Linked DNA regions of Homo sapiens: regions 2 and 3 are each linked to region 1. The links are chromatin loops, found by intact Hi-C in ENCODE. Cell type or tissue: HCT116. All regions are shown on one strand.

The links. Peaks named below come from ENCODE experiments on the same cell type or tissue, not always from the same donor. Only the 100,000 strongest peaks of a DNase experiment are listed, where the experiment ranks them.
Region 2: it touches region 1 in a loop (7-fold over the local background); 16 of 110 quality-filtered maps call a loop at or near these places.
Region 3: it touches region 1 in a loop (4-fold over the local background); 5 of 110 quality-filtered maps call a loop at or near these places.

What each region holds. Positions count from the first base shown.
Region 1 is chr12:94,097,000-94,104,999 of GRCh38, forward strand. LOC124902986 (a long non-coding RNA gene) reads left to right here and starts at 4,614. Exons shown (of 2, transcript XR_007063409.1): 1 at 4,614-6,617. RefSeq lists a silencer at 1,514-1,808 and enhancers at 3,582-4,091, 4,092-4,600, 4,657-4,716, 5,167-5,336. In HCT116, CTCF peaks have their summits at 4,554 (motif pointing left) and 5,451 (motif pointing left); DNase peaks (open chromatin) are centred at 4,582, 4,820 and 5,432; H3K4me3 peaks cover 1,511 bases.
Region 2 is chr12:92,781,268-92,789,267 of GRCh38, forward strand. It overlaps EEA1 (early endosome antigen 1), which reads right to left. Exons shown (of 29, transcript NM_003566.4): 22 at 6,600-6,782; 23 at 683-868. Among named protein-coding and RNA genes, the nearest start is that of PLEKHG7, 82 kb to the left of the region's middle. In HCT116, a CTCF peak has its summit at 4,012 (motif pointing right); a DNase peak (open chromatin) is centred at 4,014.
Region 3 is chr12:93,780,915-93,788,914 of GRCh38, forward strand. The region is part of intron 2 of CRADD (CARD and death domain containing adaptor protein); the gene reads left to right. Among named protein-coding and RNA genes, the nearest start is that of CRADD-AS1, 47 kb to the left of the region's middle. RefSeq lists a silencer at 3,539-3,833 and enhancers at 3,651-4,150, 4,163-5,362. In HCT116, no CTCF peak of the experiment used is centred here; DNase peaks (open chromatin) are centred at 3,707, 4,507 and 4,917; H3K4me3 peaks cover 1,583 bases; H3K27ac peaks cover 4,321 bases.

The sequences.
Region 1 (8,000 bases):
ACAAATGGCCAGTGAGTGCATGACAAGATGCACAACATCACTAATCATTAGAGAAATGCAAACCAAAACTACAAGGAGATACCATTTCATATACACTAGGATGGCTACTATTAAAAAAACAAAAAAAAAACAAAAAAAAAAAAAACAGAAAATAACAAGTGTGGGCAAGGATGAGGACCCCAGAGAAATTGGGACCCTTGAGCACTGCTGGTAGGAATGTAAAATGATTCAACCACTGTGGAAAATGGTATGGAATTTCCACACAAAACTAAAAATAGAATTACCATATGATCAAGCAATTCTGCTTCTGAGTACATACCCCCAAAAAACTGAAAGCACGGACGTGAAGCTCATCGCAACTTTATTTACAGTAACCAAAATGTGGAAGCAACCCAGGTGCCCACAGATGGATGAATAGAAAAAATAAAATGTGAAGTATACATACAAGAATATTAGACAGCCTTAAAAAGGAAGCAAATCCTAAAGCATGCTACAATACAGATAAACCTTTGAGGACATCATGCTAAGTGAAATAAGCCAATCACAAAAAGACAAATAGTGTATGATTCCACTCCTATGAGGCACTTGGAGCAATCATTGCCTCTATCTACTCCGGGACCCTTTCATCACCCCCAGCTGAAACCTCATACCTCATATTATTATTAAACAATAACTCCCCATTCCTCTCTCCTCCACCCTGCTAACCACCATTCTACGTTCTGTCTCCATGAATTTGACCATTGTCAGTATCTCACATACGTGGAGTATTTGTCCTTTTGCATATGGCCTGTTTCACTCAGCGTAATGTCTGCAAACTCCATCATGTTATAGCATCTATCTACGTTTCATTCCTTTTTAAGGTTAAATAATATTTCATTGTATGTATATACCATATTTTGTTTATTCATTCATATCAATTGACATTTGGGTTGTTTAGATGCATGTTTTAAAGACAGGGTCACAGTATTCCCCGAGAGTTTTTAAATTTTACAATATGCAATAGAAAGTCTTTTTGATGATGGGGGTTAATTTCTCCCAGCGCCAGCAAGTCAGCTGGCCCCTCTTTCCTGAATAGCCTCGGAGGTTTTCTGTGATCACAAAAGAATGCTGTCAGGGAAAAAAAAAAAAAAAAAAAAAAAAAGCCTCTCCAGAGATAACTCTTCGGTCAAACCAGGTTTATTAAGGGATGTCTCCTGCCGGGCACGGTGGCTCATGCCTGTAATCCCAACACTTTGGGAGGCCGAGGTGGGCCGATCACTTGAGGTCAAACTTTCGAGACTAGCCTGGCCAACATGGTGAAACCCTGTCTCTACTAAAAATAAAAAAAATTAGCCAGGCGTGGTGGTAGGCGCCTGCAATCCCAGCTACTCAGGAGGCTGAGGCAGGAGAATCGCTTGAACCCAGGAGGCGGAGGTCACAGTGAGCCAAGATCGTGCCACTGCACTCCAGCCTGGATGACAGAGCAAGACTCCATCTCAAAAAACAAAAATAAAAATAAAAAAATAAAAAAGGATGTCTCTAAATGTCTGTTCAATATGGAACAAAGCCAGTGGGTGCTCCAGCCTTACGAAAAAGACACAGATGCTAAAGGCTTTCTTTCATCAACAGCCTCACACCCCCAAAGATCATTTCCACATAATGCAAACGAGCCCCAGTCAGGTCTGCCATGAAGATGACTCAGGCATGTGAAATCTCAAACCTCTCACTCTTAGGAAAAGCATATTTTAAATACTGGAGCTCCTGGTGTGTTGGGGATGGAGCTGGGACACAAGAGTTGATATAAATGTCTCAGCTTATGGCTTATCTGTTGTGGAACACGCCAACTTTACTACCATACTAGATTTATCTAAGTCAGTGAAAGCCTTCAACAAACCTCAGACTTCAGACCTTCTGACTTCAGTTAGAGCATGGAACAGCATCTTTGACAGAGTTGGAAAGAATTTATCCTTCTTTCCTATTCAGTTCATCTGTCACAAATTTGCAGAGCATGTGTGACACCGTTCCCAGACATCTTTTTGGTCACTGGGGCTAGAGAAGTGAGCGTGACAGACAAGGTTCCTTTACTCAAGGAGGTCATACACTTACAAAGAGCCAGCAAGCAAACAAACGAGATGGCTTCAGATTGTGGTAAATCCTATCAAGGACACAATCAGGGACCTGACACAGTGGCTCATGCCTGTAATTCCAAAACTTTGGGAGGCTGAGGTCAGAGGATCGCTTAAGGACTGGAGTTAGAGACCAACCTGGGCAACACAGTGAGACTCCATTTCTACAAAAAATTTAAAAATTAGCCAGGCGTGGTAGCACACACCTGTAGTCCTAGCTACTCAGGAGGCTGAGGTGTGAGGATCGTTTGAGCCAGGGAGTTCAAGGCTGCACTGAGCTATGATCATGCACTGCACTCTAACCTAGATGACAGAGTGGACCTTGTCTCTTAAAAGAAAAAGACATAATCAGGAACATGAGAGAGGGAGTGACTATGAGGCTATGTAGGTGGCAGAGCCACTGCCCACCAGGGCTTGAGGGAAGGGTGCTCTGAGGAGGTGATAGATACTTGAACTAAGGCCTAAGGTGGAGATGCACAAGCCATAGAAGGAGCTGCAGAAAGGGCCTTCCAACCAGAGGACATTGTGCATGCATAGGCATAGCTTTAGGAAGAGCTTGGCGTGTGCAAGTTGCAGAAAGAAGGCAGGCGCTACAGCCAGAGTGCGATGAGCGAGGAGCAGGTGGTGGAGGCAGGCAGGGCGGTGGGGGTTGTGGGAGGGCTTCTGGCCAGTTATGGAAAGCCACAGGAAGATGAGAAGCAGGATAACGATCTGAATGACATATTTCAAAGAGTACGCAGGCTGCAGCTGCGGGGTGGAGAATGGATTGTGTGAGTCTCCTCTTTCTCCCCCGTCTTTCCTTTGAGAATATCACAGGAAGGGCAGCAAAGCGCTCACCCTCACCTTTCCCTTACTCAGTGAGACTCTGGACTGTGGACTCTCATGATAGAGATAAACTTTTATTTTCTGTCTTGTTTAGGCCACTGTTAGGCTGAACCTCTTTTATCCTTTGACCTAATTATCAATGTCTGATCCTAGTTAATAAAGCTCTCACTTTTAGCTGCTCATAAAAGCTCAAACTCTGGGAACCACTAGTTCATACCCTCCTTGGCCTTTGGCATATTCTATTCCTCCTTTTGTCTCTAATGTTTTGCTTGCATCCTTGGCACAAAACACCCACCCAATACCTAGGAGGTGTTCCATAAACACTGAAGAGGAGGAGGAGGATGCAGCGCCTAGAGGTGTCTTGTTGTTTTCAGACCTTGTTAGTCATCAGGTGTCAGAAGAAATCTGTAATGTGGACTTCATCATGCAAAATGGCTCACGCCTTGCCGAGTGGCACTCAGCCCAGGAGTGCGAACGGGGAGAGGAGATTTCAGCCAGACCCTGACTCTTGTTACCTCACCTGGGGATGTGCAGCCTTGAATGCACTGACTCACCATCCGCTTCTGGGAGGCTATTATTTTTATCAGTTTGCAGCAGCAGGAAGTGAGAAGAGAGCTTCTAGGAGGGAAAGGATGCCTGAGATTCAGCTGAGGACTTCAGCTGGTTCCCTGTTGCAGCCTCCTCCAGAAGTCTCTGTTTTTCCTGTGTAGCGTTTATCTTAGGTATGACCAATTAACGTGTTTATTCAATATATCTTCCCTTATTAGACCATCGGCTCCACCCAAACCAGGAATCAACTCTGCCTTTTTCACCCTGGTACCTGGCACACAGAAGGTACTCAGTAAAATATCGGTTGAGAAATGAATAAATCAACCTTTTCATGAAGAGGAAAGAGATAAATAGAATCGGTTAAGCTTGACACAGGAAAACCCGTTTGTTTGTTTGTTTGTTTGTTTGTTTTTTGAGACAGAGTCTGGCTCTGTGGCCCAGGCTGGAGTGCAGTGGCACGATCTTGGCTCACTGCAAGCTCTGCTTCCCAGGTTCAAGTGATTCTCCTGTCTCAGCCTCCGAGTAGCTGGGATTACAGGCACGAGCCACCACGCCCAGCTAATTTTTGTATTTTTGGTAGAGACCGGGTTTCACCATGTTGGCCAGGCTGCTCTCGAATTCCTGACCTGAAGTGATCCGCCGGCCTCAGCCTCCCAAAGTGTTGGGATTACAGGCAAGAGCGACCGCGTCCGCCCCCCTTTGCAAGCTTTAAAGGAAATTATTTGTCTCATAGATAGGATTATTCCCTTTGTGGGTGAGCCCTGGCGAGAACCTCCGTCCTGAGCCAACTTCCTTAGCGGGATTCTCACCCTGCCAGGTAAGATCCCTCTGTTACCAGGAGCTCCATAAAATGCAAATAAGTTTCAATATTCACTTAGGAAAATAAAAATGAGCAGTAAGTCAGCTAGGAGCAAAAGGAACGGGACATTCAAAGGCTGTGCCCAATGTCAGACAGAAGTAGCTTTGTAATTCTCCCAGTGTAGGGCTGCAGGCACCTGGCGCTGGAGACCCGGCCTGGACGAGGCAGGGCTCAGGGCGCGGCTGGAGGGGCTCGCCCGGCGGGGCGCTGGAGCGGGAGAAGGGCGCCCTCTGCCGGGGGTGAGGAAGATCAGTCCGCACGCGCGGTGCCTTGGTCTTGCAGCCTGTTCGAACCTCGCGCGAGGACATCCACTTCTTCCACGGGGAAAGTAGGAGGGTGGGGGCAGAAAAACCAAACTCCTGCCAAGAAGGTGCTTTGCACGAGCATTTTGCGACCCCATCCCTTCAGCCCCGAACCTCCCCCTGGCATAAGTGAAAGGACTGTAGTCAATTGCAGATGCTGTCAGGAAGCCAGGTGCGTCCTCACTCCCCAGCCCTAAAATCCAAAGAAAGAAGAGATTGTTTGAGACGATCTGAAGAAAGGTCAGGTCCTAACAGATCCACGGGACCTTCTTTTTCACCTTCCTTGTCTTGGGTTCTGGAGCACGGGCGCTGAATCAGCTGAATGCGGCCTGGGCATCTGGAAGTGGTCCTGAGGGACACCTCGCGGTGCAGCCCCCGGGACGACCCAGGACACCCTGGACACCCTGGACACCCAGGCCGAGAGCCGGGACCCGCCCACGCCTCCTCACTGCTGCTCGAGGGTAGGCAGGAGCACGCGGACCCCGTGGGGGCTGAAGCGGGGCTCTGCTGCCCGCCCTGCGCAAGCTCCCGGCTCTGGTTGCTGGTCCACAAAATCGGGAGGCTGAATTAGCCGGTCGGGTGGCCCCCAGCCTTATAGCTTCGAATTCTGTGATCCTATTTTAGACCCAGACTTGTCCGCGAAGGGAAATGAAGAGGCGCGGAAGGCTTGGAGCGTGAACCAAAAAACAATGGGTGGGGATCGTCTAACCAGCTCCCTTCCCTAGAAGGGCGGAAACGGCTTTCGAAGCATCCGCGATTCTCTTTATTGAATCTTGAGTGACACCTAGTGGCCCATCCGCCTCACCGTCACGGCGATGCTGGTTTCACTGGGCTTTTCAGAAGGCGTGCTGGCCTGCCCATGGTTCTCGGCTAAAAGACTTTGGAGCGTAGGGTGCCGATGAAGTTTCCTGGGACCTTCCGGAAGCACTTGCTGTCCCGTCAACAGCCCTGTACCTGCGATGCATGCAATTCTAATGAAAATGCCCTTCTCGTCTGGAGGGCTTGCTTGAGCACATCCTGAGCTCTCAGGCAGCAAATATAGAGTCGGGTGCTATTCCGGGAGCTGGGCACACAAAGATGACCAACGCTTGGTTTCTGATCTCAAGAATCTCACAGCCCAGCTGGGGGGAAATGGACCAGTAGAAGAGTGTGTATTTGATGCTGTGGGGTAGAGGGGGTGGACCTAGCTCGGCCTAGAGACATCAAGAAAGTCACCCTTGAGCTGAGTTTTGAAGATTAGGCAGAATTCTAAGATGACCCCTGAAGATTCTCAGCCCATCCCCCTCGCAGTGTACACACACCTTTGCCCAGTTATTCAATCAAACAATTTAGGTGCTTCTGTGAAGAGAATTTGCAGATGTAATTAAAGTTCCCAAATTAATTGATCTTAAGATCTGGAGATGATCCTGGGTAGGCCTAACCTAGCCAGGTGAACCTTTGAAAGGGACTGGATTGTCCTGGCAGAAGAGATTTGACAAGCGGCAAGAACTCATCATTGGCAAGATTTTCTTTGCTGGCTTTACAGATGAAAGGGGCCACGTGGCAAGGAATGCAGGCTGACTCTAGGAGCTCAGAACGACCCCTGCCTGACAGCCAGCAGAGAAACCAGCCTTCAATCCTACCACTGCAAGAGCACTGAACTCTGCCAATAAGCAGGGAGTTTGGAAGGGATCCCCAAGCTGTATGAGACTTAGTCCCAGCTGACACCTTGATTTTATCTCTGTAGGACCCTGAAGAGAGGACCCAGTCATGCTGCATTCAGGCTTCTGACCTCCAGAACTATGAACTAATAAATGGGTGTTTTAAGCTGTTATGTTTGCAATGTGTTATGAAGTCATAGGAAACTGATACAGATGGTCATTTCAAAGAGGGGAACCACATGACAAATGCTCAGAGCCATAAAGAAGCAGAGAACTAAAGTCATTCAGAGAACTAAAGACATTCGGCATAGCTGGACCATGGGGAGCAAAGGAGACGGTAAGATGTACTCACGAGAACTTGGCTTTGGATCAGAGAGAATGTGCCCTTGGGCTAGTTAACTTAGCTCTCTGTGCCTCAGTTTTCCCAAAGGTAAAATGGAATCATAATTATAGTTAAAACATAGAGTTGTTATGTTAGTGGCCCATAGGCATATAGAAAGTTCAACACAGCCTTGGGATATAATAAGTGTTCCAAAAATGTTAGGTAGTAATAGCTTTAGTAATTAATCATGTAGTTAATGGACTGGAATAAGAAGAGGACAAGTCATGTGGTTTTTACAGAGTGGTCTGGGGACCATCTGCACTGGATGATTCCAGCGGTGAGCTTATTAAAAACCCACATGCCTGGATTGTACCTTGGTCTTACCAAATCAGACTCTCTGGGGGTAGAGCCTGAGAATCTGCACTTTCAAGAAGCTTCCAAAGTGATCTTTGTGATAACCACCAAGCAAGAAATAAGAAGACTTGTAAGTAGGTCACTGTAGTAGTCCAGGCAGGAGTGGCTGATAAAATCAAGCAAGGCACTGGCAATGAGAACAGGGAGCGGGTGTGGCACTCTTTGAGGCAGATGGAAACTACGGAACTGAGTAATCAGACAGGGGTGGTGGAAAGGAAGGAGGGCAGAGGATGAGCTGGAATCACCGTGGGGAGGTGAGTTCGGGGAGGATTGACTCAGATTGGGTCATGAGAGTCCAGACATCTGTGGGGTATCCAAGTGGAATGTCACATAGACAGTTAGAAAGACTAAAATGTAGGAGGTACATTGGTGCTAAAAATACAACGTTAAGTGTACATGAGTCCATGAAGTAATGGGATGATGCTGGCAGAATAGGAAGATGGTCAGGAACAGAACTTCAAATGTACCAGTTTTGGCCAGGTGCGGTGGCTCACGCCTGTAATCCCAGCACTTTGGGAGGCCCAGGCAGGCAATCATGTGAGGTCAGGAGTTAGAGACAAGCCTGGCAAACATGGTGAAACCCTGTCTCTACTAAATATACAAAAATTAGCTGGGCATGGTGGCACGTGCCTGTAATCCCAGCTACTTGGGAGGCTGAGGCAGGAGAATCACTTGAACCCAGGAAGTGAAGGTTGCGGTGAGCCAAGATCGTGCCACTGCACTCCAGCCTGAGTGACATAGTGAGACTCTGCCTCAGAAAAAAAGTACCAATTGTGGGCGCTGGGGGACCTAAGAGACTGAGAAAGAGCCACCAGAATGGTTGACTGGGTGTTGGGTGGACAGAAGTCCGAGGGGGTGGCCGTCAGCCAGCCTTGGAGCAGTTCAAATGGAAAAAGTCTGTGCACATGCCTGACACCTAGTCACCAGCAGATCAATGGTGGGCTCAGCAGGGCTCCTTTCAGTAGGATGAGGAAGGAGGGAGCC
Region 2 (8,000 bases), 1.3 Mb before region 1:
TTCCAGCTTCACCATCACCACACCCACAGAACATTTTTAAATTAAATTTCAGGAACTGAACCATTTAGAATTTACCAAGAATTTCAGGGAATATACACTGCAGAGTAATATCCTGTCAGCTAACAGGAATATATGATTTCAACTATAAAACAAAAAATAAACTCTTTCCTAGGATCTGAATTTTTCTTTCATACAGAATTTAAAGTGATTTTTAAAATGTACTGGTCATATATTAGTAAACCAATGCTTTCAACTTTGAAACTTAATAAACTCCTTAGACAATCTGGTTCTTAATTTTAAGAATTCTTAACATGTTTAAGAATTATTTCTAGATCTTTTATTATCTCATTCACACATCTAAAGGATAATACGTTATATGAGAAATAGTTGAGGAACTATATTATCTTTTCTGCAATAACCAAGGGTCTATGGTGTGAAAAATTGACTTGTTTGTAAAACTAAAGAGCAGTAAGAAAAAAGGGTAGAAATAACAAGGAGGCCATTAAGAAGTACTTCCTAGCATTAAAATCCCAATGATCAAAAGTGTCAGAAACTAGAGGTCCCTCTGAGAGAGCTGTTGAAAATAAGGATGATGCCTGTACTAAATAAGAGGTTTGACTGGATGATCTCTAAGACAACTGTAACTCTAAGATTGTAGATTTAGGTCAGAAACATGCAATACCTTTTCTTTCTGAATGTCTTGTAGTGCTTTACATCGCTCCTGCAATTGCTGTTCTTTCTTTGCTGAATCCTGCTCCAATGTAGCCTTGGCAGTCTTCAGTTCTTGAATCAATTTATTTTGATTTCCAATTTGATTTCTGTTTGAAATCAAGTCCTCCTGTGCTAGAGAAAGCTTCTCTTCTACAGACTTACAAAAACAATTTTCCCAAATTATTATATGCCATGTTTTTAGTAAATTCAACAGAAACATAGTTAATATAAACATTGTAGAAAGCAATAAACTATAAAAAGATAGCATATTATACCCTTCAGTAAGACAGGTAAAAGAGAAAGAATTCTAAAATATTAACTCTCTTGCTTATAGAAAACATTTATAATATAAAATATTTAGTAAAATGGAAGCAATTCCAAAGCCTCCAAAAATAATCTATTTACTAAATAAATATTTAAAGTATTTGCTGAATGTTGATCACATCTTCAATATTGGCTAGTTGATATGAAAGAATACCAAATAAGTAGGGACCATATCAGATACACTCAGAGAACATATATATGGTTAAAGTCATAAGGCAGTGTGAAAGAAAACAATCTTAAAAGAGATATAATTAAATGCTTCATTATGCATACATATACATTTGGTAGGTTCTATGATGTCCCTTGACATGCTAAAAATATTAATAAATAGTATGGTGTTATGATATAGTGGTTTTTGTCCAGGGTTCCTGAATCACAACTCCCACATCCTTTGTTACAGTTTTTTGTTACAATGTTGGGTATGTTAGGCCTCAGGAAACAGAATCTCGTCTCCTGCCCTTCTTCCACTGGTCCCTAGGCAGGCCTCTAATCTTCTTCCCCACCCCATTTTCTGATTGTGAGTCTTAAGACTCTTCCCTGAAAGGGTCCTGCCTCATACCCTGGGTGAAAGAATGCTTCCATAAAAATCCAAGAGAACTGGGTTTGGGGAACTTCTAGATAGCTGAACATACGGAGCCTGGAGGGTGGCATGCCCGGGGAGGGCACGGAAGCTCTGTGCCCCTTCCCCCATATCACCCAACACATCTCTTCATCTGTATTCTCTGTAATATCCTTTATAATAAATCAGTAAATGTAAGTAAGTTTTCCCTGAGTTCTGTGAGCTGTTCAGCAAACTAACTGAACCCAAAGAGGGTGTCATGAAAACCCCAACTTGAAACTAGCTAGTTGGTCAGAAGTTCTGGAAGCCTGGATTAATGATTGGTGTTTGGAGTTGTAGGGAGCAGTCTTGGGGATTGAGCCCCCAATCTGTGGGATTTGATACTATCTCTAGGGAGATACTGTCAGAATTAAATTGGAAGACACACAGTTGGTGTCTGCTTCTTGGTGTGTGTGGGAAAATCCCCATATGTTTGGTCACAGAAGTCTTCTGTGTTGATGATTGTTGTGGTGTGAGAGTAGGGGAAAAACACAATTTGAGAGAGTTTTTCCTGAAACAAATAGGAAGGATTATTTTGTCATGGAATAAAAATAATAACAACTTCACAGCTGACAACCTGATCAAGTGAACAAAAAGAGAAAATTCAGCCAAACATAGAATGAGGCTCTATCCTGAGAAAGCACACTGTCCTCTTCTCATCTATATCGTAGAAGTAGTGATTGTCATTTAACATAGTCCATAGTTGTTGACTGTTTTAAAGCCCAAGTATTTTGAGAAGAAGAAGTTGGGGAAAGGGGAAGCTTTTTCACTCATGACACTTCAGTTGGGGATAAATATGGTAACAGGTAGATAATGGGTATGGTAGGAACCTTGCCACTCTCAGCTGCTACTGCGAAGAATCAGCAGGGTAAGAGATCCAACTGATCTCTTCCATCAGATCTGGAAAAAGCTGATCTTTCTTATTCTGGAGATACAGCTCCTTTGAAAAGGAGGCAGAAAACGTAATTTAGCAAAGGATCCTTGCTGAGTAGGCTTGTATACAGCAAGTACTCAGTAAAAAAAAAAAGAAAGATGAAATAAATAAATAAAGATCTTATTTATGAGGATTCTTAAGCTTCCTGAAAGTTTACTTCTTACCAGTAACCCAGTTACGTCTTTCTGATATAAATTAAATCTTAATTTTCAATGACTGCCAGTAGAACACTAAACCCCTTGAGGCTTTTTTCAGGGAAGAATTAACATCAGCTAGTTCTTCACTAATCCAGCACCTAACCATTAATTGAGAACACTGCTAAGACAGAACAGGAGGGTACAAGCTGGTCTTTGACTTAAGGGAGTTGAGTACATCGCCCAAAAAGCAGAACAGCCATGTAAAATGGAAGCTACACAGGGCAGGAGAGTATACGCTATGTGCCAAATGCACAGAAAAACAGTGAGTGTGAGATGCTGTGGAGTGGGGTTTACAGAAGGCTCTATACCACATGTGGGAACTGACCTATATGTCACAAAGGGTGAGAGTGATTTCACATAAAAAAGGAGAAAAGTTGACAAAGTCCAGTTCAAACAGTCTACAGCAACTATAATTAGTTAATAGAGATCCTGATCTAATGTTTAAAAATACCAACGCTTGCTAGAGCCTGGAAAGCAACCCTAACCTCTAACCACAAGATTTCCAAAAAGCCCATGGTTTAAATAACAGCCTATAAAATGTTAAACTCACAAAACCCAGTGACTGATTTTTTAAAGTCAAGCTCAAAATTTGGACTGCTCCATGAAATCCTTTCTGAACATGCCAAGACATGTTTTCCCCTGCCTCTGAACTTTCATCTACATCATTCAATGACATAGATGAACATTTATACTGCCATGCATTTTAAATGTTCTTTTCATCTTTCTTATTGCAGATTATAATAATATTGCATATTATTTCCTCTGCTCAGCATCTCTTCCCTCGGAGAACCCTCTCTCCCATTCCATGGTTTTGTTGGGACTATCTCTAACCCATCTACTCCCCTTGAAATAGGCAAATCCCTAAATGGATCAAATACCAACCTTGACCCTGATTATGCCAATCACATTATAGCACCCCAGTAAACAAATGATTTCTGCAGTGTTCCATGGTAGCTGTTGTTTTTGTCTATTCAGCAAGTTTTCCCATACTTTCTTAAAAAAAAAAAAAAAACTTCATATTTTTAGTTGTTTTTTCTTGATTTCTGATGAAATGATATAGAGTACTAGGCTAAGAAGATTTATATTTAATTCTAAATCTATTATCCTAGAATTTTCACTTCACTCAGGGTGTAAATTTTACAGTTAAATTCTACCTCTACCTTTCCTGGACAACAAAGAGTGGTGTACAGCATAGCCAATCTGAAATATCCAGTCAACAAACTTAAGTACTTCATAAATAATCCAGCAGATGGGGCTAAAGGCATAGATCAGGCCAGGCTACCTTCCATTCTACTGGTGTCTAGGTATATACACTGTTAGCCCATGCTCTACACTGTCAACCCATGGTAGATAGCCTTGAAGTAGTTAGGTATCATGTTACAAGGCTCTGAATCTCTCCTCTTCTCTCTCTTATACACAAGACCATCCAACATCATTGAAGCAAAAGAAAAATAATAACTGATAGCCATCTCTTATCCTAGTCTATAAATATCATCTGAACTTCCCTAGGAATTGACTATTTTTTTTAATTAGCTTCTTAAGTAGTTCATACACTTCTCATTTTAAAAGCATTTTATATAAAATTTACCAATCTTTTATTTTGTTAAAAAATTATAGTGAAATGATGAAAGAATGGCAGACTTTGAATCAGAACTAAGATTTAACCATGGTTCTGTTATTGTACAGCAGTAGGCCTGTCTTCTCTGCAAAAGGAAGCACTGGGCCTGCTCTCTTTGGCAAAAGCAAGCTTTGGAATAGAGGATCTATCCAAGGTCCCTTAACAGTTGTAAAACTCTATGGCAGCCTTGTCCCTCAGCTTTCTCTTTTTGCCCATATTTACATTTGAGTTATTCTTTCATGTATGAAATTATTAGTACACAACATAGCTTTCAAGCATAATAAAAATCGCTGGCTTAATGAAAGAATATCAATCAAATCAATTAACATTGATTAATTTAATGTTGGTTCCTGTTACTAGCTTATGCTTTGGGTAAATGACATCCATATGGAAAGAGTGTGATTTCTATAAGACTTTTCCAATCAAACATTAAGTTTCATCTCTTCTATCATTTAAATATCCTTCAAATTCATCCACTTTTCTCCATCCTTGCTATTACCAGCCCACACCACCATCGTCTTGCACTTAGACTACTGCAAAGTCTTCTGGTCTTCAGATTCAGCCCTGTTTCTCATTCCTCAATCTGCAGTGAGTCATTTGCCTAAAATACAAATGTAAGTAACTCCCTTTAGTGGTTCCTCACTGTTCTTAGGCTAAGCCCAAACTCCTCCACAAAGCTTCCTTGACTTTCAATACTTTCAATAGTGTTGTAAGGTCAAATAATAATAATTTAACACTACCTAAATCTTGTGTGGTATTTTTTCTTAATAACAACTATTGCTAATTTTTACCTCCAGATAAACAGATAGATACATAGATAGATACATAGATATTCTACTGGCACTATGAAAATTCTTTCACCCAATTTCCTATCTCTGTCAAATCCTTGCAGCCAGGTATGGGTTCAGTCCTTTTGTTTCTTCTCTCTCTCCCATTAATCTCTATTTCATCCTCTTTAATGTTCATCCCAGTTCTAATCAACTCATACCTCGACTATTAGAATTTATGGAGAAAGGAAGTTAGTAACCTCTTAACTCATCTCTCCACCACTAGTCTATCCCAGGTCCAATCCAAGCTGTCTGCAAACCACTACCAGGTTGTTTTCTAAAGTACTATTTTCTTCATTTTACTCCTCTATTTAGACTTTTCACTTTTTCCCCTCAAATATAAAATCCAATCATCTTTGCTAGGCATCTAAGATACTTCACAATTTAGATCCAACCTTTTAAACCTTAATTCCAAACATAAACTAGTACGCCAGCAAGGCAATTATGTTAACTGTCTGCTTGCTTTATTCATTCTCACTATGGCACCTTTTCTCAAATGTGCCCCTGAATAAAATGACCTTTCTCCGGAGTCTCTGTGTATTCAAATTCAGGACCTAATCAAGTCCCACCTCCTTCATAATTCCTTATAACAGCCTATGGATAAAATATATGCTCCCTATCTAAATAAAACATTTTAATATTCTTTCATTCTCAGAATTTTGCAATATGCACTTTAAATAAACAAAATCCCAAACATAGGAAAGAAACAGATAAAGCATTTCCCCTTAACAAAAAGAGAGACAGAAAAAAAACTGGCTGAATCCTCTGTGAGAGAACACAAATATTCCATTTTCCTTAGAAAACTGGTACCTTCCTGTGACCTAAAAATTGTTTACCCTTTTCCCATTATCCTTCAATTTAATAAACTTGATACTTTATCTAATCAAATAACATTACCAAAGACAAAATTTCTATACATTGTTATATAATTAAGGGTAAGTTTATTTTGAGCTATAATCTCCTAATTTTAATCATTAGGCAATCCAGTAATATTGGGAACTTGACAAATATTATAACTAATGTCAGAATTGCCTGACAAGCAATGGTAAAATTGCTTGCATTTTTTCACAAGTGGTTTACATTTAAAACTTAACAGCAGCCTATCTTTAAAGTTATTCACACACAAAGACAGCATAATACTTACATAAGTTAACAGTGTCACAATTAAGATATATCCAAATTATCTTACTATTATAAATATGTCATTTTAAAATGCCCACATTTTAAACAATTTTTTAAAGCATGCTAATACAAAATAACAATTTAATAGAAAACAGCACACTATTCCACAAATACTAACATTTCCTTGCCCATTTGGATTCAAATAGATCATTTAATAAATGTCTATAAAACTTACTGAGACTTTATGGTACAGTATAGTTTACTATACCTTAAGATCTTGCCTGGTGGCTAGAAGTTCAGATTCCCTCCCATAGAAATCAGATTGAAGCTGTTTGAAAGTTTCCTGACTTTTTTCATAGTTGTTTTGTAATACTGATATTTTCTCTTTCTCTGCTGCAAGTTCCTGGGCTGCCTGTGTTAACTGCTGCTGTAGTTTATTCTCAAGCTCTGTCTGAAACATACAATAGTTATTTAAAACAGTATGCATTCCAAAAACCAATTACAAATATAAAGTAAAATCCAGACAACTAGAAGAAAATTCCAAACAATAAGATGAACTGTACTTATGCCCCAAATTTCTACCTCAATAGGGTAAATTACTTATAAAGTCAAAGAATTACAAAATCTAACAAGTCTCAATTTAAAGAACATAAAATACAAAAGTAATTAATTTTTTTTTTTTTTTAAAAAGGCATTTCACTGGGAAGTACTATCAGGTCTCGGGAGAAAGAGTAACAACTACATTCTGAGGGAGCATGCAGTGCTAGATGCCTCAGCTGACGTAATTTAAGGTGGAACTAAGGGAAACTTGTACATGAAAGAAAGTAAGAAGCCATTACTTTGTTGAAGTATTAATATATAGTTTCTACTCTTGGAAATTCAAGAATAACTTAGGAAATTTCTACAGGTCATCTTAATTAATATCAAGGCAGAAAAAGAAAATCTCACAAAGTTTTAAAGCTCCTCTAAACTCTAAACTTGTCTTTAGTCTTCAAGAAGATTCAGGAGATATGCACAAATTATGACATAGTTAAAACATATACATATGCATAGTATGAAAAATAGGTATTTGACTTTCAAAATATACTACCTTCAATAAAATTGCTGTTGAAGTCATTAGTGACTGCCATGTTCCAAAATCCTATATTCTTATCCTTGTCAATGTCTTACTTGACCTGTCAAGTTGTACCTGATATAGTTGATTATGTCTCCTTCTAGAAACACTTTCTTCAACTGGTTTCCAAAGTACTTTATATTTTAGGTTCTCTTCCTACCTTACTGGTGATAACTTCTCAAAATCTTTTACTAGCTCCTTTTCCTCTGCTACTTCTGTGAATGTTGAGACACCCCAGAGTTCTATTGCTGGCCCTCTTTTAATCCATACACTCTCTCTTTAGAAGATCTCAACTAGGCCGGGCATGGTGGCTCACACCTGTAATCCCAACACTTCGGAAGGCTGAGGTGGGTGATCACCTGAGGTCAGGAGTTCGAGACCAGCCTGACCAACATGGTGAAACCCCGCCTCTACTAAAAATACAAAAATTAGCTGGGCATGGTGGTGGACACTTGTAATCCCAGCTACTCAGGAGGCTGAGGCAGAAGAATCGCCTGAACACAGGAGGTGGATGTTGCAGTGAGCCGAGATCGCACCACTGCACTCCATCCTGGG
Region 3 (8,000 bases), 320 kb before region 1:
TTTTTTTTTTTTTGTATTTTTAGTAGAGACACGGTTTTGCTATATTGGCCAGGCTGGTCTCGAACTCCTGACTTCAAGTAATCCACCCGCCTCAGCCTCCCAAAGTGCTGGGATTACAAGTGTGAGCCACCGTGCCCAGCCTCTTGGTTACTTTTTTTTAAAGGTTCTCTTTGAACCATCTAGAGCAAAGCCATCAAAGAGACTGCTGGGATCATGTCAGAATGATTCAGAAGCCAACCTGAGGGGATCCCCCAGAGGGCAAAGATGAGACAGTTTGAGCATCAAAAGGATTGAAATATATAAAAATATATAAAAGTCCATGAGTTTATGACAAAATTCTAAAGACACAAGACAATAAGACAAAAAAATCCCGCATTTGTCACTTCTGAGATTGTTAGGGCACCAAGTCATTGTTCTGAAAATGGATTTAAAAAGGAGATCTCACATCCACCCCTGCTTTCCTATTTACTTTATAGAGAATTACAGCTAATAAATGCAGAAGGGTGCTAGAAAAGTTTTAAAAACCTACAGTTTTGTAGCATCTAATGAAGTAATGGAGCTAAGCAACAACCATTAATGAATGATAAAATCAGGTAAAATTGGTGCTTTCTAACAGAGAATCAGGCTGACAACACTTGAACCCACGGATCAGTCTCCATATCACTAAAAGTGGAACAGCCGAACGTTAGTTATGCTCCTCCAATGTGATCTGATAGAAAAGAAACAGCACCACCTGTGAAGTATTCTTACCCACATCCCCTCCCTCAACGAGGCTGAACCAGAAGCTCATCAAACATGCACATCTAACTATTAATACCAGGTTATAGGAAATACGGGAGACAGAGGAACATGCTAAACACCACTACAAGGGTACAGATCAGCCAATGCCTGAATGTAGGAAGTTCTACAAAACAAATGACCCATTTTTGTTTTCAGTATATAAATGCTACGAGAAAAAAGTAGAGATGGGGAACTGTTAAGTACTGTAAACTAGTTCAACCATTGTGGAAATCAGTGTGGCGATTCCTCAGGGATCTAGAACTAGAAATACCATTTGACCCAGCCATCCCATTACTGGGTATATACCCAAAGGATTATAAATCATGCTGCTATAAAGACACATGCACACGTATGTTTATAGCGGCACTATTCACAATAGCAAAGACTTGGAACCAACCCAAATATCCAACAATGATAGACTGGATTAAGAAAATGTGGCACATATACACCATGGAATACTATGCAGCCATAAAAATGATGAGTTCATGTCCTTTGTAGGGACATGGATGAAACTGGAAACCAGCATTCTCAGCAAACTATCGCAAGGACAAAAAACCAAACACTGCATGTTCTCACTCATAGGTGGGAATTGAACAATGAGAACACATGGACACAGGAAGGGGAACATCACACACCGGGGACTGTTGTGGGGTTGGGGGAGGGGGGAGGGATAGCATTAGGAGATACACTTAATGCTAAATGAGGAGTTAATGGGTGCAGCACACCAACATGGCACATGTAAACATATGTAACAAACCTGCACATTGTGCACATGTACCTTAAAACTTAAAGTATAATTAAAAAAAACAAAAAGACTTAAGGGTGGGAGATGGAGCCTGCAGTGAGCTGAGATCACGCCACTGCACTCCAACCTGGGCAACAGCGAGACTCCGTCTCAGGAAAAAAAAAAAAAAAAGACTTAAGGGACCTGTAAACCAAATGCAGGTATGAATCTTGTTTGGAACTTGATTTGAACAACTGACTAACTAAAAAAATGCCTTTTTTTTTAAACAGGCAAAAATAAAACATACTCTGTTTATTACATGTTACTAAGGAATTACTGGTAATTTTATTGAGTTGGTGGTATTGTGAGTTTTAAAAGTCCTTATCTATTTAGAAGCACTTATTAATGAATTAATATGAGGCCTAAGACTCTTTAAAAAATACTCCTTCAAAAGAAAAAAAGTATGTGTATAGGGAAATACGTGAAATCAGAATGGTAAAATATAATAATTGTTGAAGCTTGGTGATAGGTTTTTGGGGGTTCTTTACACTTTCCTCTACTTTGTTATGTATGGAAAATTCACATAATAAAAACAGTCAAGTGTTCTATTTGAGAGGCAGAATTTTGGCAGAAGGCCTGGGTTATAACCCAATTTGTATAGCCTGGGGAGAGTCACTGCTACTCCCTCCTTTTTTGCCTCTTTCCTTTCCTTTTTACTTTCCTTCTATTTCTTAAGAAATCATTTGCTGGGCCACATTTTCCCCCAGGGACTGTCCTGGTACCATCAGCCTTCCAAGTTACAGGTATAGGTATTATTATTATTATTATTATTATTATTATTATTATTATTATTATTTTACAGATGAGGAAATCAAAGCAGAGAAGGGACTAAGTTTCTCACCCACAAATCCAGGTCTGCCTGTGTCCAAAATCTGAGCTCTTTTGTTTTATTTTATGCTGGCTCCCAGGAGTAGTCCTCTGATTTTATAATTTTTAAGTTTTTTTATTTTTAATTTTGTTTATGGATAAATTTTAAACAATGAGTAAATTAAGATAGATCAAGTGGAGTAGCATTTGTGTTTTTTGCATGTGAGAAAGATGCAAGGTATGGTTGTTACTGTAACAATTACAAAGATTTCATCAAAGGCAAGCAGTGATAAAAGCAAAATGTGTGGCAACTTTCTTCATATTCAGAAAAGAGTAAAAGCCTATAAATTGTAACTTTAAGCCATAAAATAACATTTATTTATGCTTGTTCTTCAAAAGCTTATATTTGATAATCTTTTTTGTTAGAAGTCGAAGCCTGAGAAAAATGGCTAATTTCATTTTTCATGTGTTTGTAAAATATTTTTAGGACTATCACAAGAAATTCCCTAAAAATGTCAAAGCAAATGAACAAGTGAAATTCTGCACATCCCTTGTGCCACTATTTTGTTTACTTACTGAAAAAATGACATTGGCTTTTGTAAAACCTGGGTGTGCTGGTGGGCATGTGCAGATGTGTCGCTGTCATCTGTCATGTGTCATGCTCTGGATGTCAGAACCAGACATCAGTCAGGGAAGAGAGTGAGTAGCAAGCCACCTCGCCAAACTCTTGCTGCAGGGTGCACGGGGTTCACATCCTCTGCTTAGATTTAGTGCGACTTTCCAAAACACCTGCAGTGCGGTACTTCATGGCTGGTCCCACGTAACAATTTATGCCCTAGAGATGTCTGACTAGATCTTAGGAAATTATACTAATGGTTCTGACGTTGTTTCCTTCAAGAATCGAGGCGCTAAATATAGTCAAGCTGAATGACAAAATTTTACTCACACTCAGGGCATGTCAGTGAGGGCATCAAAAATGGAAAAATAATAAATACTGCTGATATTTACTAAGTTTTATGGTATGACAGGCACTGCACTAAGTCTTTTGAATATCTAATCATGTTTAACTCTCAATGTCCCATTTTATAGCTGAGGTGGCCGCAGCACAGAGAGGTTAAGTGAGTTGCCCAAGGTTGCACGGTTAATAAATGGCAGAGCTGGGCTCTAAACCCAGGCCGTCTGACCCCTGAGCCTTTCCTCTTCTAACCACTGTGCAGTCTCCAAGCACCAGCAGAATGAAGTGAGCACGTGCTAATCCACAGCTGTCATGGTTTGGCCCTCTGTGGGCTTTCAGAGCACCTTAAAACCCTTTGTTCTGTGTCAGAGCTGTTTTTCAGCTTTGCAGATGTCTGAAGTCAAGCAGAAGAGATGGAGAGTCTGATAAAGCACACGTGGCAAATCTCTGGCCGAGTTGATATTAGAACACAGAGTCCCAGAGTGATTTACTGTCCAGGGGGAAAGCCAGTTGGCCTGGCTACCTTGCAAGACGGTTAAAGGACATAAGAATAGATATTCATTCAAGACTGTCAGAAAGAAAGTAGGTCAGCAATGAAATAAAAACAAATGTCAAAGAAACACCACTTTGGTATAAATAAAAAGTCGATTCTTCTTAATAAAGAGCTGTCTGTTCTTCATTAATTAGAAAAGTACAGAGCCTGCTTACTTTGAGATTCCAAAACCTCTTCAGGCACAACTCGTTATTAATTTGATCACTTTCCTCAAAAGAATGATATTTTGACAAATACAGTTTCTGGCTTCAGTCACATATAGAAACATTGGAATAAGTACAATGTTGTGTTTTGCTTTTTTTTTTAAAATAGGAACTATGTTTGATAATGCATATACTCCAAACACCTCTAAAAATAATTTTCAATTGGCAAGCTATTTTTTGGTGTATTTTCCTAGTCTGGGAGAGGAAGTTTTATCATTTAATTTGATAAACTTAGTACCTTTGAGAGAAAGGAGGAGAAAATTTTACCATCTTATGTGGTTGAAATATGCTTTAGTATTTACATAATTGAAAATGATTCAAACTGATTTCCTCTGACGAACATCCGAAATGAAAATAAAAATTGTGTCTACTCCAAAGGGTAGTGGCTTGAGTCACCCACTGGTATGTGTGACCTATGAGTCACTCACTGGTATGCGTCTTCCCGATCCCCTGGCCTATGGGTTAGAAGTCAAAGATGCTCCACTGGGGCTTCCTTTGTAGCTTCTTTTCCCCTTCAGTATTCAACCACAGCTACTGCTGGCAGCTCCTGGCAGAACAGGAATGGGAGACCAAGGAGAGGATATGTGGAAGCTGAGTGATTTATTTATAGGGGACTTTTGGCAAATGAAAGAAAATAGATGTGAAGTCTTAGCAGTTCCAGCATGTTCATCAGAAATGCAAGCTCATGATAGTCATTTCAAAGGGAATTGTGGAAGAATGGTGTTACCCTACTTCACAGGCCATTAAATCATATATATGTTTGGTTGCCAGTGAGAATCTGAGTAGCAGAGCAGACAAGAATAAGGACGTATGGGATCGAGGCCTGTAGCTTGTGACCATGAACAAGTCACGTGACCCTTTGGCCTTAAATTCACCATAAAGTCGTGTACTTGATCTCAGTGATTGTATCTTACTTCATCAAAATGGTATGATTCTAAATTCCTGTGGGATATACAGGTAAGACAGGACTGGTGGAGCATTAGGTTTGGTTTTTCCTTTAAAAGAAAGTGTTGGGGAGGCAGCAGGGAATAGCAAAGGTCACAGACTCAAAAGCATTAACTGCCGGGCCTATGAAGACACGAATGATGTAGGTTTGATATAATGGAGGTACAAATCCATGTTTTATGCAAAACCTCATATTTCTAAACTTTGGCAATTCATTCATGTTTATCAAATCACTGTTTTAGGCCCCCTTTGGCTGGCCAGTGGGCCCTCTGCTTTAGACTTCTGGAATAAACTCCACAGTTGAGAGATGAAGGACAGACCTGGATTCTAACAGACCTAAATTTGAACCTTAGCTCTGCCCTCTAAGGAATGTGTAAACGTATACATCTGTATTTAACTTCTCAAAGCTTCAAGTTTCTTTATCTGTAGAAATGAGAATGATAATACCTCTTTTGTAGGATTTCCTGAAGACTGCGGGTACTATGTATTAAGTATACATAGTAGGCACATCCTCAAAGGGAATTCCATTACCTTTTCTATGGAGGTAGATCCTGTATAATTTTTAAATTTTTGTCTTGATGGCCAGTTGCTCACAGTTTTTAAAAGTGTAGTAGATGCCAGCGCTTCTTTATAGATTCTGAAATCCCTTCAATTTACATTTTAGTTGTTTTAAAATAAAGATTTCTTTAAGAGACAACATTCAGAGGGATAAGTTTTCTACTTGCCAGTAGAGGTAGAAGGCAGTAAAACCAAATAGATCTGTCAGTTACTGTCTTGAGGTAGAGCCCCTAAAGCAATAAAACCCACCTTTGACAATGAGGAAACACGAGACATCATTTTCTCCTTAGGACAAAAGTCTAGTGAGTAATGGCCCTTCTGTGACTAATGGTAATTCTGTACTTTATTCCCATAGAAAATCTAATTTTGAAAACATTTGCTGCATGCCCTACTATGTACTAGGCACTATGCCAGGGGAATAATGTAAAGATGACCAAAACATAATGGAATTGTTGCCTACAAGTATGTTTCGGCTATTTAAGGATTTATATTGCAGTTTGTGCAAATTGTGTATGAGTCCACTTTGAGAGGTTATACATATCTTCCAATAATGTTGCTATTGCTCAAAATATCTTTGAAGTCTCTCTTTGGAATTTACTTTTAGAGCCCTTAGCACATTCTGCTGAAGATTTTTTTTTTTTTTTTTTTTTTTTACCCTAGTGGTATTTATTCTTAGAAGGTGGATTTGATGTCAGGGACTGGCCAAGAGTTGTTCATCACTAAGTCAGCCTCATGGGTGGTGGTTAAACTGGCTAGAGTAATTTTTCGTTAAAAACGAGCCAGGACTGTAAAGTAGTATGACAGGGTTTTTTTTTTTTTTTTTTTTTTTTTAATATCACATCAACTGATTGTAGAGAAAAAGATAGTTCCAAAAAGGCATTCTGCACATTTTTTGCCCCAAACCAGTATCACTGGAATATATTTGTAGCTCCCTAACAGGCTAACTTTGAAATAAGTGGTGCTCACATGTGCATGTGTTGTAGTACGTCTGCTGAACCTTGTACTTAACCTCTTAGCAAACTCAGTGTCTTTGTTTTTTCCTTTGAAATGTTGTTTTTTCAAGTTCAGGGATAGATTTTCTCCAAGAAAATGAAACAAATAAGATCCACTCTCAAAGGACCTTAATGGAAAGAAATACATGCTTATACCAAGTTCTTTAAAACTATCCAAACTGGAAAGGATTGCCTCATAGCTGACTGTGATTATTCTGCCATGATTTAGGGACAGATAATTTCCTATCAGCATGTTTAACATGAGAATTAAAGAGTTCTGTAGTGTGGCCTATTGACCTCATTTGTTCATTCCACAAACATCTTTTGGAGTCCACTGTATGGCAGGCATTATCACTTACCATGGTGAGGATGGTGAGGCCATGAGCATGCTTCACCTAAGGAAGCCTGATCTTCAAGAATGCAAACTCACTCAACAAGAAACTTGAGAGTAATTAATAGTAGTGTTGGTAATTATCCTGTCTTTTCCTTGTAGGATTATTTGGAGGTTGTGAAGTGGTAAGTCTCTTTATTGCATTTGAAATATGGCTCATCTCATGACCATTGGAATGTGTGTACGCTCTGGAGGAAACCCATCTCTGCCATGTCACCTGTATTAGTCTGTTCTTATGCTGCTATGAAGAAATACCCAACACTGGGTAATTTCTAAAGGAAAGAGATTTAATTGACTCACAGTTTCTCAGGCTGGGGAGGCCTCGGGAATTATGGTGGAAGGCACCTCTTCACAAGGTGGCAGGAGAGAGAATGAGTACCCAGCGAAGGGAGAAACCTCTTATAAAACCATCAGATCTCGTGAGAACTCACTCACTATTACGAGAACAGGATGGAGGAAACCATCCTCATGATTCAGTTATCTCCACCTTGTCCCTCTCATGACACGTGGGGATTATGGGAGCTACAATTCAAGATGAGATTTGGGTGGGGACACAGCCAACCCGTATCAACACCTGACCACAGTGTGTGTGGTCTCTGAGGCCCAGTGGTGGCTCTCAGAGCACCTCCTTAGCAAATGTACCACTGGACCCTTGTTAGAATGATGTTCTTGATTTTTTAAAATTTATTTTTGTCTCTTGACTATTCTTGATTCAGGAATGTTCTTGATTTTAAAGGGAGGGTGTGAGGTAGTTGTTGTCTAGTTGTCTAGATATCCTCCACCTGAGAACGCTGTCTGGTGTCATAGAAACAGCAATGGCATTGGGATCAAAAGACAAACTTTCCAGCCCCAGCTCTGCCTCTCTTTAGCAGTCTCCTGACCTATACAAGGTTCAGTTTTCCCACCATTTAAGGGAAACCAATACCACTGTTTTATTCACAGCACTCTTGTGGGAATCACAGGAGACAGGGCACGGGAGAGCCTTTGGGGAACTGTGGATGTTAGTCCCTGTCGTCATCAGCCTTTCCATAG